2 separate regions of the Homo sapiens genome follow, and region 1 is linked to region 2. Evidence: chromatin loops called from intact Hi-C (ENCODE). Cell type or tissue: PC-9. All regions are shown on one strand. Links, peaks and the distances in the headings refer to the core of each region. The heading gives the core; the rest is flanking DNA. Region 1 overlaps CIDEA (cell death inducing DFFA like effector a). Region 2 holds the start of ANKRD62 (ankyrin repeat domain 62).

Region 1 (5,364 bases), core at 131-5,130, 180 kb after region 2:
TTGTAACATATTGTTTTGATGGAAGTATGAAGAAAATCCATCCTGACACAGATATGCAGCTGGGAAAGGAGGAGGATTTTAATAGCCTATTCAGATAACTGAGGATATTCTTTTTTTTATATTATGCCAGAACTCACCAAGTCATGGTTTCAGAATAGTGAGTTGAGGTGTTTTCAGAAAGGTCAGATGCAGCGTGTAATCTGAAGGTATACCAGTGAAGTTGGCCTCCTCTGTTACAGTGAATCCATCAGTCCGTCTTCCATTTTGAATGGACCTTTTTCCTGGGGATGATTTTGTAACAGCAGGCGTTGGTCATTGAGAAAAACTGATTCACTGAGTTATGCAGGTTTTCCAAATGTGCTGTGGAAACAGCACTTCTTGTGAGAACAAAGAAGGCAAACTGCATCTTACTGTTTATTATGGCCTTTCTTTCTCTTTTTCTTTTTTTTCGAGGCAGGGTTTGCTCTGTCACCCGGGCTGGAGTGCAGTGGCGTTATCTTGGTTCACTGCAGCCTTCACCTCCTGGGCTCAAGGGATCCTGCCACCTCCTCCTCCCAAGTAATTGGGACTACCGGTGCATGTCACCACACCCAGCTAAATGCTTGTATTTTTTTAGAGATGGGATTTCTCCATGTTGCCCAGGCTAATCTTGAACTCCTGGGCTCAAGTGATCCACCTGCCTCAGCCTCCCAAAATGTTGGGATTACGGGCATAAGCCACCGTGCTTGGCCTAGTTTTGACCTCTCAGTCCCTTAATAGGGCCTCAGGATTCCTGGATGTCTCCAGATTACACTTTGATAAACTCCACATCAAATCATTTACAGATAATTCAAAAATATGCAAAATTAACAATATAATGTTTGAGATACACATGTGCTAAAAATAGAGAAAAGTAAGGGGAAAACGCATGGCATAAAAACCTCTTGAGAGGAGGGGAGATGTGGGAGGTGGATGGGGTCTCTAAGGGATGGCAGTGTGTAGGTTTCATTTTACGTCTTTCTGTCCCTTACTTCTACATATATTATACATATACATATATATTATATATATAACCTCACAATTTTCCTGACTGGGAAAGAAACCACAGACCAATTATAAAAGCATAATATTTAGAATAAAATGTAATCTTTAATGTAGATGAGGGCTGGGCGCAGTGGCTCACACCTGTAATCCCAGCACTTTGGGAGGCCAAGGTGGGTGGATCACAAGGTCAGGAGTTCAAGACCAGCCTGGCCCACGGGGTGAAACCCCGTCTTTACTAAAAATACAAAAATTAGACAAGCATGCTGGTAGGCACCTGTAATCCCAGCTACTTGGGAGGTTGAGGCAGATAATTGTTCGAACCTGGGAGTTGGAGGTGCAGTGAGCTGAGATAGCACCAATGCACTCCAGCCTGGGCGACAGAGCAAGACTCCGTCTCACAAAAAAAAAAAAAAAAAAAAAAAAAAAAGCAGGTGGGGAGATGTCTGTAGATGAGACTATTAATTGTGGGGTGAATTAGACAAATCATTTAAAGCAAATATTGGTCTGCATGGCTTTTTGCTTGAGGAAAGTGTAACAGCAAAAATAATGCCCCCACAGACCACAGACACCTCTGTTTGTTTTCTTTTCTTTTTCTTTTTCTTTTCTTTTTTTTTTTTTTTTTTTTTTTGAGACAGTTTTGCTTTTGTCGCCCAGGAGGGAGTGCAATGGCGTGATCTGGGCTCACTGCAACCTCCACCTCCAGGGTTCAAGTAATTCTCCTGCCTCAGCCTCCCGAGTAGCTGGGATTACAGGCGCCCACCACCACGCCCGGCTAATTTTTGTATTATTAGTAGAGACGGGGTTTCGCCATGTTGGCCAGGCTGGTCTCAAACTCCTGACCTCAGGCGATCCACCCACCTCGGCCTCCCACCGTGCTAGGATTACAGGCGTGAGCCCAGGCGGCCGGACAGACGCCCCTGTCTTAATCCTCAGCCGTGGCAGATGGGATTAAGTGAAGGTTACTGGGGCGGGGTTGGGGTGGGGTTTGTCCTGGATCATCTGGGTAGAGGCCGAAGTCTTCACAAGGGTCCTTATGAGAGGGAGGCAGGTGAGCATGAAGGCCAGAGGCAGAGGAGGAGGAGAGATGTGGGGTACCCACCAAGGCAGGCGCCCAAGAAGCCGGGAAAAGCGAGGGGCCGGGCCTGCCCCGCAGCCCCCACGGCGGCCCTGCGCCCTGGCTTTGACTCTGACCTCGGCAGTGGGACAGCATTGGTGTGTGGGTTTCATGCCACTGAGGTTCTGGTCGTTTGTTACAGCAGCAGTAGGAGATGGGAAAGGCGGGTTTGTTTTTCTAAAGGAGACACTCAGCTAACAGGGAGGAGTTGGTGGTGGGCGCTGGGAACCTGGTTGCAGGGCAGGGTGGTGGGGGCGGTCGATGCCACGGGTGTAGATGCCACCGCCGGCCACGCGCTCCAGGGGGCTCGCGGCCCCCGTTTCGGCTGCGCAACCACCTCCCTGGATCCCAGCCACCTGTAGGCCTTTCTGGGCAAAACCAGTTTAGACTGAGACCAGAACGCTGGAGCAGGAAGCCGCCAGCAGGTGTCTCGCTCCCCGGTCCCAGCGCCCTCAGGAAGAGCGCGGCCCCGCAGCCCCCGCCCGGCGAGGCCCCAGCGGATCCGCGGCGGGAGGGCGTCATAATTTTAACCAAGACTGGAGACATTTAGGGAGAGTAAAATTAAAACTTTCAAAAGTCAGAAAGGGATGTGAGGCTCGGAAAAAGAGGCGCGGGACGGGAGGAGAAGCCCTCTCTGATGCCAGGATCTGAGCTTTCCAAACACGTTTCCCGGCTGAGGGCTCGCTGGCGCCCCCAAGAGGCCGCTGAGAGAAAACGGCCTCAGCCTCAGCTTTGAGTGTGTGTGTGGGGGGGGGGGGTTGGGGGGGGGTTGTTGTTGTTGTTGTTGTTGTTGTTTGGTTGGGTTTTTTTGTTTGTTCGTTTGTTTTGAGATGGAGCCTCACTCTGTCGCCCAGGCTGGAGTGCAGTGGCGCGATCTCGGCTCACTGCAACCTCTACCTCCCAGGTTCAAGTGCTTCTCCTGCCTCAGCCTTCTGAGTAGCTGGGATTACAGGCGTGCACCACCATGCCTGGCTAATTTTTGTATTTTTAGTAGAGACAGGGTTTCGCCATGTTGGCCAGGCTGATCTCAAACTCCTGACCTCAGGTCATCTGCTCGTCTCGGCCTCCCAAAATGCTGGGATTACAGGTGTGCACCACCATGCCCGGCTAATTTTTGTATTTTTAGTAGAGACGGGGTTTCGCCATGTTGACCAGGCTAGTCTCAAACTCCTGACCTCAGGTCACCTGCTCCTCTTGGCCTCCCAAAGTGCTGGGATTACAGGTGTGAGCCACTGTGCCCGGCCTCAGCTTTGATTTTTAAAGTAATAAGAGGGAGCTACAACCGCTTAGAAAAGGATGATGAAGTCAACCTCACCCGAGATTCCACCTCACAAAATTTTATTTTCTTTTTCCTTCTTTTTTTTTTGACAAGGTCTTGCTCTGTCATCCAGTCTGGAGGGCAGTAGCACAATCATAGCTCACTGCAGCCTCAACCTCCTGCCCTGTTCAAGGGGTGCTCCTGCCCCAGCCTCCAAAAGTGCTGAGACTACAGGCATGAGCCACTGTGCCTGGCCACAAAATGTTTCCTGAAAGACAAATTCAAGTCAAAGACAAATGCCTGATATTTGTACCTTGGGGCAGCTTTGCTCTCTTATATTTTTAAAGTGTCACAGGAGGGAGAGCTTTTAGTTGACAGATTCCTAATCCATACATACCCCAGATCTATTCAAACAAATTCTGTATGATCCGAATTAGAGGCTACAACTGGAACCACAGGTGGGTTTGTCTGTATGGTGGGACAGGGGAATAAAGAAGGCTGGCCACGGCGAGGAGGGTTTGGGTAATTTTAGGGGTATTTACATTTTAAGTTCCCATTCATGAGGTCACTGTCATTGGTGAATTTACCATTCACAGCTTCAGCGGCTCCCAACCTCGAAGGCTCACAAGACCTAGTAACCCTGTGTAGACCCGAATCCTGAGTGCTGCAAGATCTGTATGTGGCACAAGCCACTCAGAAAGAACAGCTCCTGGCCTGTCATTTGTACTGGGGGCAGCTTTGCTCTCATATTTTTAAACCATTTTGTGGGGAAAATTCTGTTCCGGTGCTGTTTATAAACCTGGGATGTGTAGAGGTCACTGACTTCCTCCTCCCACCCAGGGGGGTCTCCTCCCACCCAGGGGTTCTGCTGCATGGCTTTGGGCTTCCCCATGGAGTCCGCTCTCAACCCTGGGGGGTTATTAAAACACAGAGGTGCTCTGGGAAGGTGCCCACTCTGCCCTCACTTCAGCCATATGATTCTGGTACTTTCCACCCAGTAGCCCCCATAAAATTGAACCAATGCTGCCTGCTTCTCCATTACCATAACTGTGTTACAGTGATGAGATGAGATTCTTTTGTCACCAGGTAACCATGGTGGCCTCCAGGGCGAGTGGGTCCCCACCACTCATCAGGGCACATCTATCCACTGAGCAACGGGGTCCTAAAATCCAGGCCCTGACGCCACACCAGACTCACCCTGAGTCCGGAACTGAAGGCAGATCAGGGACAGACGCCTCGTGGCTAATTGGACACAGTCGTAGTGTGTGCAAATGGGTCCTGCTGAAAGCATCTCTCTATCGATTAGCCACGGAGCCGCTCACAGACCTTAAACAGACACATAGGAGAATCTGAAGCTGGCATAAGAGCAGAGTGATGACGTGGGAGGGTTAGGAAGGCTCCTGAAGCCTGCCCCTCCCCCCATTGTCACAGGGCAGCCAGCACGTCCCCACTTGCTCGCCGCCGAAGAGGTCGGGAATAGCGAGAGTCACCTTCGACTTGTACAGGCTGAACCCCAAGGACTTCATCGGCTGCCTTAACGTGAAGGCCACCATGTATGAGATGTACTCCGTGTCCTACGACATCCGGTGCACGGGACTCAAGGGCCTGCTGAGGTAACACACTCCAGGGGTCACCTCCGGGGGTCTGCAGACTGCACAGGGTGTGGCACAGGCAGCAGTCCCCACCCTGTTCCTCTGGGCTCCCAGGCCGGCTAGCACTGTTAGGGGCAGTTGGAGTAATGTTGTCTGGAGGTCAACTCTTATCCCACAGGCTCATCTCACACAACAGAAAATCTCAAGCCAAAACAGATTTATTTCTTCCAAAGACCACTAACTATTCATTAGAAACAAAAGCTAAATAATAAATATAAAGAGGAACCACATTCATTTTAAGAACTAGAGCACTTAATTCTAGGTGATGATGACTAAAACCAGAGCCATGGAGGTCGTGGCCGGGTTTGTACAGAACG
Region 2 (5,364 bases), core at 52-5,051:
AGGAGTTTGAGACCAGCCTGACCAACATGGTGAAACCCCATCTCTACTAAAAATACAAAAATTAGCCAGGTGTGGTGGTGCGTGCCTGTAATCCCAGCTACTCAGGAGGCTGAGGCAGCAGAATTACTTGAACCTGGGAGGCGAAGGTTGTAGTGAGCCAAGATTGGCCACTGCACTCCAGCCTGGGTGACTGAGCAAGACTCCGTCTCAAGAAAAAAAAAGAAAAAGAAAAAGAAAATTTCTTTCTGATGAGAACATTCTGAATCCTCCTTTTCAAGCTTTTTGGAAAGAGGTGCAATGATGCCATGAACTGTCATCACTCTGCTGTGGAACAGAAGAGCGGAATTCCTCCCTGTCATCTGAGTGTTACTTTGTACCTGTTTCTGGTCCCTGTTCAAGTCTTCTCTTCCACCTCCCATCTCTGGTAACCAGAGCTGGGGCTCTGCTCTCCTGCCCGGTGGAGCTTTGACTGATGGAAAGTCTGTCTAGGGACAGGGAGTGGGGTAGAGAAGGAGGCTCCAGGAGGCCCCTGCCCCTGCGCGCAGGCAGAGCAGGCTGTGTTCCAGGAGCCCGGGCTGATTGAGGAACACAGGTGGATTGGCCAGAGCATGAGGGGTTGGGGAAACGCCTGGCTTTTTTTTCCAAAGTTGGGAAGGAGGGGTCCTTCCCTTCCCATTAGAAACCTTTATTTGTCCCAACTGAGGGGTGGGTGTGGGGTGTTAAATTTAAGATTTGAAATAGGTGGGGATGCTGTACAGGGGGGTCCGGGAAGGGGGCTGGGGCCAGGCAGCAGGTCAGTGCACCTGAAGCTGGGGGTGCCCATGGCAGAGGCCTCCTGGTGGCTCAGGGGGTGGGCCAGCTTCTCTGCCTCCTGCTCCACTGATTGGCTCCCGTACCCCCGTCTTCCTTCATCTCTGCTGTGCTGGGCAGCTTGTCTCAGGTCTCTGGACCCCTCAGCAGCCTCACTCCCTCCTCTAGGCCAATGCCAGACAGCGCCTCCAGCAGACCTGCCAAGTCCTCGCCAGCCAGCTCATAGCTGTGCAGGAGGCTGTCACTGGGCGAGGCCGTCTGTTGGTACATGTCCACCAGGCTGCGCAGCCCCAGCCGCTCTGCCAGCTCTGCCCAGCTGCCCTGGGCTTCTGGCCCATCTAGCAGCTGCTCCAGGTTCTGCAGGGCTGTGTCACCAAGTGACAGCCCTGGCCCTGCAGGGCTGGGTGGGGTCAGGGGCAGCTAGCTCCATGGTGTTCAGAGTGGCATTTAGCAGCAAGGTCTTCACCTTGGTGCTGTGGATAAGGTCGAGGCGTGTGGCCCTGGAAGCTGCTTTGGGTGTCCTTCTCAGGCCCCTCTGAGTCCCAGTCGTTATCAGAGGTAGGGGGTGAGGGCAGTGGGCACAGGGGCTCCTCATTCTCAGCATAGATGTCAGCACTAGCCTTCAGAAGGAGGGTGAGGGTTGGGGACTCCAGTCCAGCTGCCAGGTGCAGGGGTGTGTTTCCCACAAAGGTGTGAGCATTCCCATTGGCCCGAAGCTTGGTGACCAGATGGGTGACCAACCCCAGCTCCTCCATCTCTGTGGCTAGATGCAAGGCTGTTTGGCCCCCTGCTACTCTGTGGCCTCCACTTCAGCCCCACTGTCCACCAGCAGATCCAGGCACTTGGGGCTTTGGGCTTGGGCCGCCAGGTGTACTGCAAAGTCAGGCATGTGCAACAGCCGAGGCACAGCGGGAGCTCCACTCCAAAGCAGTGCATGCAGCAGCTCAGAGGCACCAGGGCCTGCCTGCAGTGCCAGGTGCATGGCTGAGTCTCCATGCCAATCAGCAGTGCTGGGTCTGCATCCACCTGAAGCAGAAAGCTCACCACCCTCATCTGCCTGGTGATCACTGCCAGGTGCAGGGGTGTCTGGTGCAGGTGGTTGGTGAGGTTGACGATGCCAAGGTGCTGGGTGTGGTAGATGACATGGGCTATGTGCTTGATGACCCTGGTCGGCCCATGGATGATGGACAGGTATAGTGGCGTGTCTCTGTTCTCGTCCTGCTCCAGCAGGTGGCATTGTCCCGCCAGCAGTGTGCTGGCGTCCGTGGTGACACCATAGTTGAGTAGGGCCTGGGCGCTGCGCTGTGCCGTGCCACACCAGGCTGAAGAGCGTTGTACTCTCGGGCTCACTGCAGCATCTCCAGGGCCTGCAGCTGGCACTGGGGAGGGGTCCTGGAGGGGGCTAGGGCTATGGCCGTGCGGGGCCAAGGCTAGGGCTAGGGCCAGGTCTGCACTAGGGCCAGTGTGAGGGCCAAAGCAGGATCAGGGCAGAGCCAAAGGCAGGGCAGGGCAGGGCAGGGTAGAACAGGCCCAGGGTAGCACAGGGCAAAGTTAGGGCAGAACCAACCAAGGCAGATCTATGGCTCTGCGGCTTCCTCCTGAGTCCCTGCCGGGCACTAAAAGCCTGGCTCTTTTTTTTTTTTTTTCCAGACGGAGTCTCGCTTTGTCACCCAGGCTGGAGTGCAGTGGCGTGATCTCGGTTCCCTGCAAGCTCCGCCTCCCAGGTTCACGCCATTCTCCTGCCTCAGCCTCCCAAGTAGCTGGGACTACAGGCGCCCGGCACCACGACCGGCTAATTTTTTGTATTTTTAGTAGAGACGGGGTTTCACCGTGTTAGCCAGGATGGTCTCGATCTTTTGACCTCGTGATCCGCCTGCCTCGGCCTCCCAAAGTGCTGGAATCACAGGCGTGAGCCAGCCAGCAGGCGGCGCTCGCGAGAGTGCGCAGCTCCCGCGAAGGGCCTCGCGGGCAGGCTGAGGTGCGCATGTGCCCTGGTGCCTAAGGGTTCTGGCCGGGGAGGCGGGGGGCGGTGGGAGGTGGGGGGAGGGCGGGTGCGCCACCACGTGGCGCCCGCGAATGGAGGGCGCGAGGCTCAGGGCTGTTTCTCCGCGGATGGCCTCGTGGGCCGGCTGAGGTGCACATGCGCGCTGGTGCCTAACGGCTCTGCTGGGCTAGGTGCTCCTCCGAGCAGCTGGAGACTGGAGTGTCCCTGACGGAGGTTGCGGCTGGACCTGGTTACGTGCTGGTGCTGCGCTCCAGAGAGGCAGAAAACGAGTGGGAGCTGAGGTGTCTTAAAGCCGTTCCTCAGCCTGGGAGAAGATCTCTGGCTTCAGGATGGAGGTCAGGGGGTCGTTCCTGGCGGCCTGCAGGAGACGCATGGCTACCTGGAGGAAGAATCGTGACAAGGATGGCTTCTCAAATCCCGGGTACCGAGTCCGGCAGAAGGATCTGGGCATGATCCACAAAGCTGCCATCGCAGGTGATGTGAACAAGGTGATGGAGAGCATCTTGCTCAGGCTGAATGACTTGAACGACAGGGACAAGAAGAACAGGTAAGGGGAACAGGAAGCCGGGAGGAGGCCTGGGGATATGGGAGAAGCCCCTGTTCCTGGTTTCGGGGTAGGGGAGATACGGTGTGGGGTGAAGGCGTGGGTGGGGTGGAAGTCAGGTGAGGGTGGGTGGGGTGGGGGACTGTGGTGGGGAGTGGCTGGGGGGCGTTGGATGTGATGGGGGACTGTGGTGGGGGTAGAGTTGGGTGGGGGACTGTGGTAGGAAGTGGAGTTGGGTGGGGGTTGGAAGGGGTGGAGGACTGTGGTGGGGGGTGGGATGGGTTGGGGGACTGGTGGGGAGTGGCTGGGGGGCGTTGGATGTGATGGGGGACTGTGGTGGGGGTAGAGTTGGGTGAGGGACTGTGGTGGGGAGTGGAGTGAGGGTGGGTTGGGGTGGAGGACTGGTGGGGGGTGGGATGGGGTGGGGGACTGTGGTGGGGAGTGGCTGGGGGCGTTGGATGTTGGGGGGACTGTGGTGGGGGTAGAGTTGGGTGGGAGACTGGTGGGAAGTGGAGTTGGGTGGGGGTTGGATGGAGTGCAGGACTGGTGTGGGGGTGGGTGGGGTTGGGGACTGTGGTGGGGGGTAGAGTTGGGTGAGGGACTGTGGTGGGGAGTCGAGTGGAGTGAGGGTTGGCTGGGGTGGGGGTTGGATGGAGTGAGGGGACTGGTTGGGGGTAGAGTTGGGTAGGATGTGGGTACGATGCAAGGGTGGGGGTGGGGGTGGGGTGAGTGTTGTCACCAAGGGCACTGGGCTTTCTACCCTGGCAGCCTCAGCAGCACCTGGGATGTGGAAACCTTGCCTTTCTTCACAAGAAAAGTAACTATTTGTTCTGAAGGCAGAGGGATAACATACTATTGGATGTTTACAATTGCATGCGTCGTTGTATGTTTTGGGACTGTGCACTACAATTGCCTAAAGCGACCTCTCATTCTCACAGGACTGCTCTACTTTTGGCGTGTGCCCATGGCCGTCCAGGAGTGGTAGCTGACCTGGTGGCCAGAAAATGCCAGCTTAACCTCACTGACAGTGAAAACAGGACAGCTCTGATCAAGGTATATGGTAGCCAACTCTTTCAGCATGGGATGGATTTAATTTAAATTCACAGAATAAAATTAATTCACCTCATTGAAATGTGACTAGTTGGTGAATCCTGTGGAAGATTTCCTAGAATTTACAGTCTATTTCTTGGTCTAATACTGACAGGCTGTACAATGTCAAGAAGAAGTTTGTGCATCCATCCTGCTGGAACATGGCGCCAACCCAAATGTTAGAGATATGTATGGCAACACTGCTCTGCACTATGCCATTGATAATGAGAATATATCAATGGCAAGAAAACTGCTTGCATATGGTGCAGATATTGAAGCAAGAAGCCAGGTATGATCAACCAATGTTCTTTTCAAAGTATTTCAAGTATATTTGTTTTACCATTGACATATGATTTTTTTTAGTAAAACATCTGAAACTAGAAGGAAATATATTACGTGCAAATATTTGCTTTACATACAACTATTTAAAAATACATTCATAACAAATATGAAAACACGAGGTCTGTAGTCTAAATGTGTCCCATAGATTTAGGTTAGTTTACCTCCATAAGCTGTGTCAACATGTAAAATTTAGGAAACTCATACACATGTCTAGATTTCAGGCTTCTCTTAAAGGATCACATCTGGATTCCCTTGAGCTCATATCACTGTTGAGTATGCTGTGCAGCGGTTATCCCTTTATGTGAGGCATATGTGCTCCAGTCTGCTACTGTGCCTTCCAGACACCCTAGGAGGGGTATCTGAAAGGGAAGGAGCAACATGTGGGCAAGCACAGTGGAGTGAGAAGGAAGGGATTGCTTTTTATTTACTTTCTGCTTCATGTTTAAGTTCATAGGATCTTAACATAAGGTTTTCAGTTCAGTTGGGAAGTATGTAATTTTGTGAATTATAAATTGTTTTTGCTGTTTTGCAGGATGGACATACATCACTTTTACTCGCTGTAAATAGGAAAAAA

Evidence for each region. A loop is a pair of places that touch in the nucleus more often than their neighbours do. Peaks named below come from ENCODE experiments on the same cell type or tissue, not always from the same donor. Only the 100,000 strongest peaks of a DNase experiment are listed, where the experiment ranks them.
Region 1: a loop joins it to region 2, with 12 times the contacts of the local background. A loop is called at or near these places in 3 of 110 quality-filtered maps.

The regions. Positions count from the first base shown.
Region 1 is chr18:12,269,267-12,274,630 of GRCh38, forward strand. It overlaps CIDEA (cell death inducing DFFA like effector a), which reads left to right. Exons shown (of 5, transcript NM_001279.4): 4 at 4,827-5,008. Among named protein-coding and RNA genes, the nearest start is that of CIDEA, 18 kb to the left of the region's middle. RefSeq lists a silencer at 2,576-2,755. In PC-9, for the core only: a CTCF peak has its summit at 2,664; DNase peaks (open chromatin) are centred at 2,565 and 2,795; H3K4me3 peaks cover 552 bases; H3K27ac peaks cover 617 bases.
Region 2 is chr18:12,090,874-12,096,237 of GRCh38, forward strand. It overlaps ANKRD62 (ankyrin repeat domain 62), which reads left to right and starts at 2,970. Exons shown (of 14, transcript NM_001277333.2): 1 at 2,970-3,362; 2 at 4,298-4,412; 3 at 4,564-4,737; 4 at 5,323-5,364. The coding sequence starts at 3,145. It also overlaps the pseudogene LOC100533852. In PC-9, for the core only: CTCF peaks have their summits at 2,056 (motif pointing right) and 2,256; no DNase peak of the experiment used is centred there.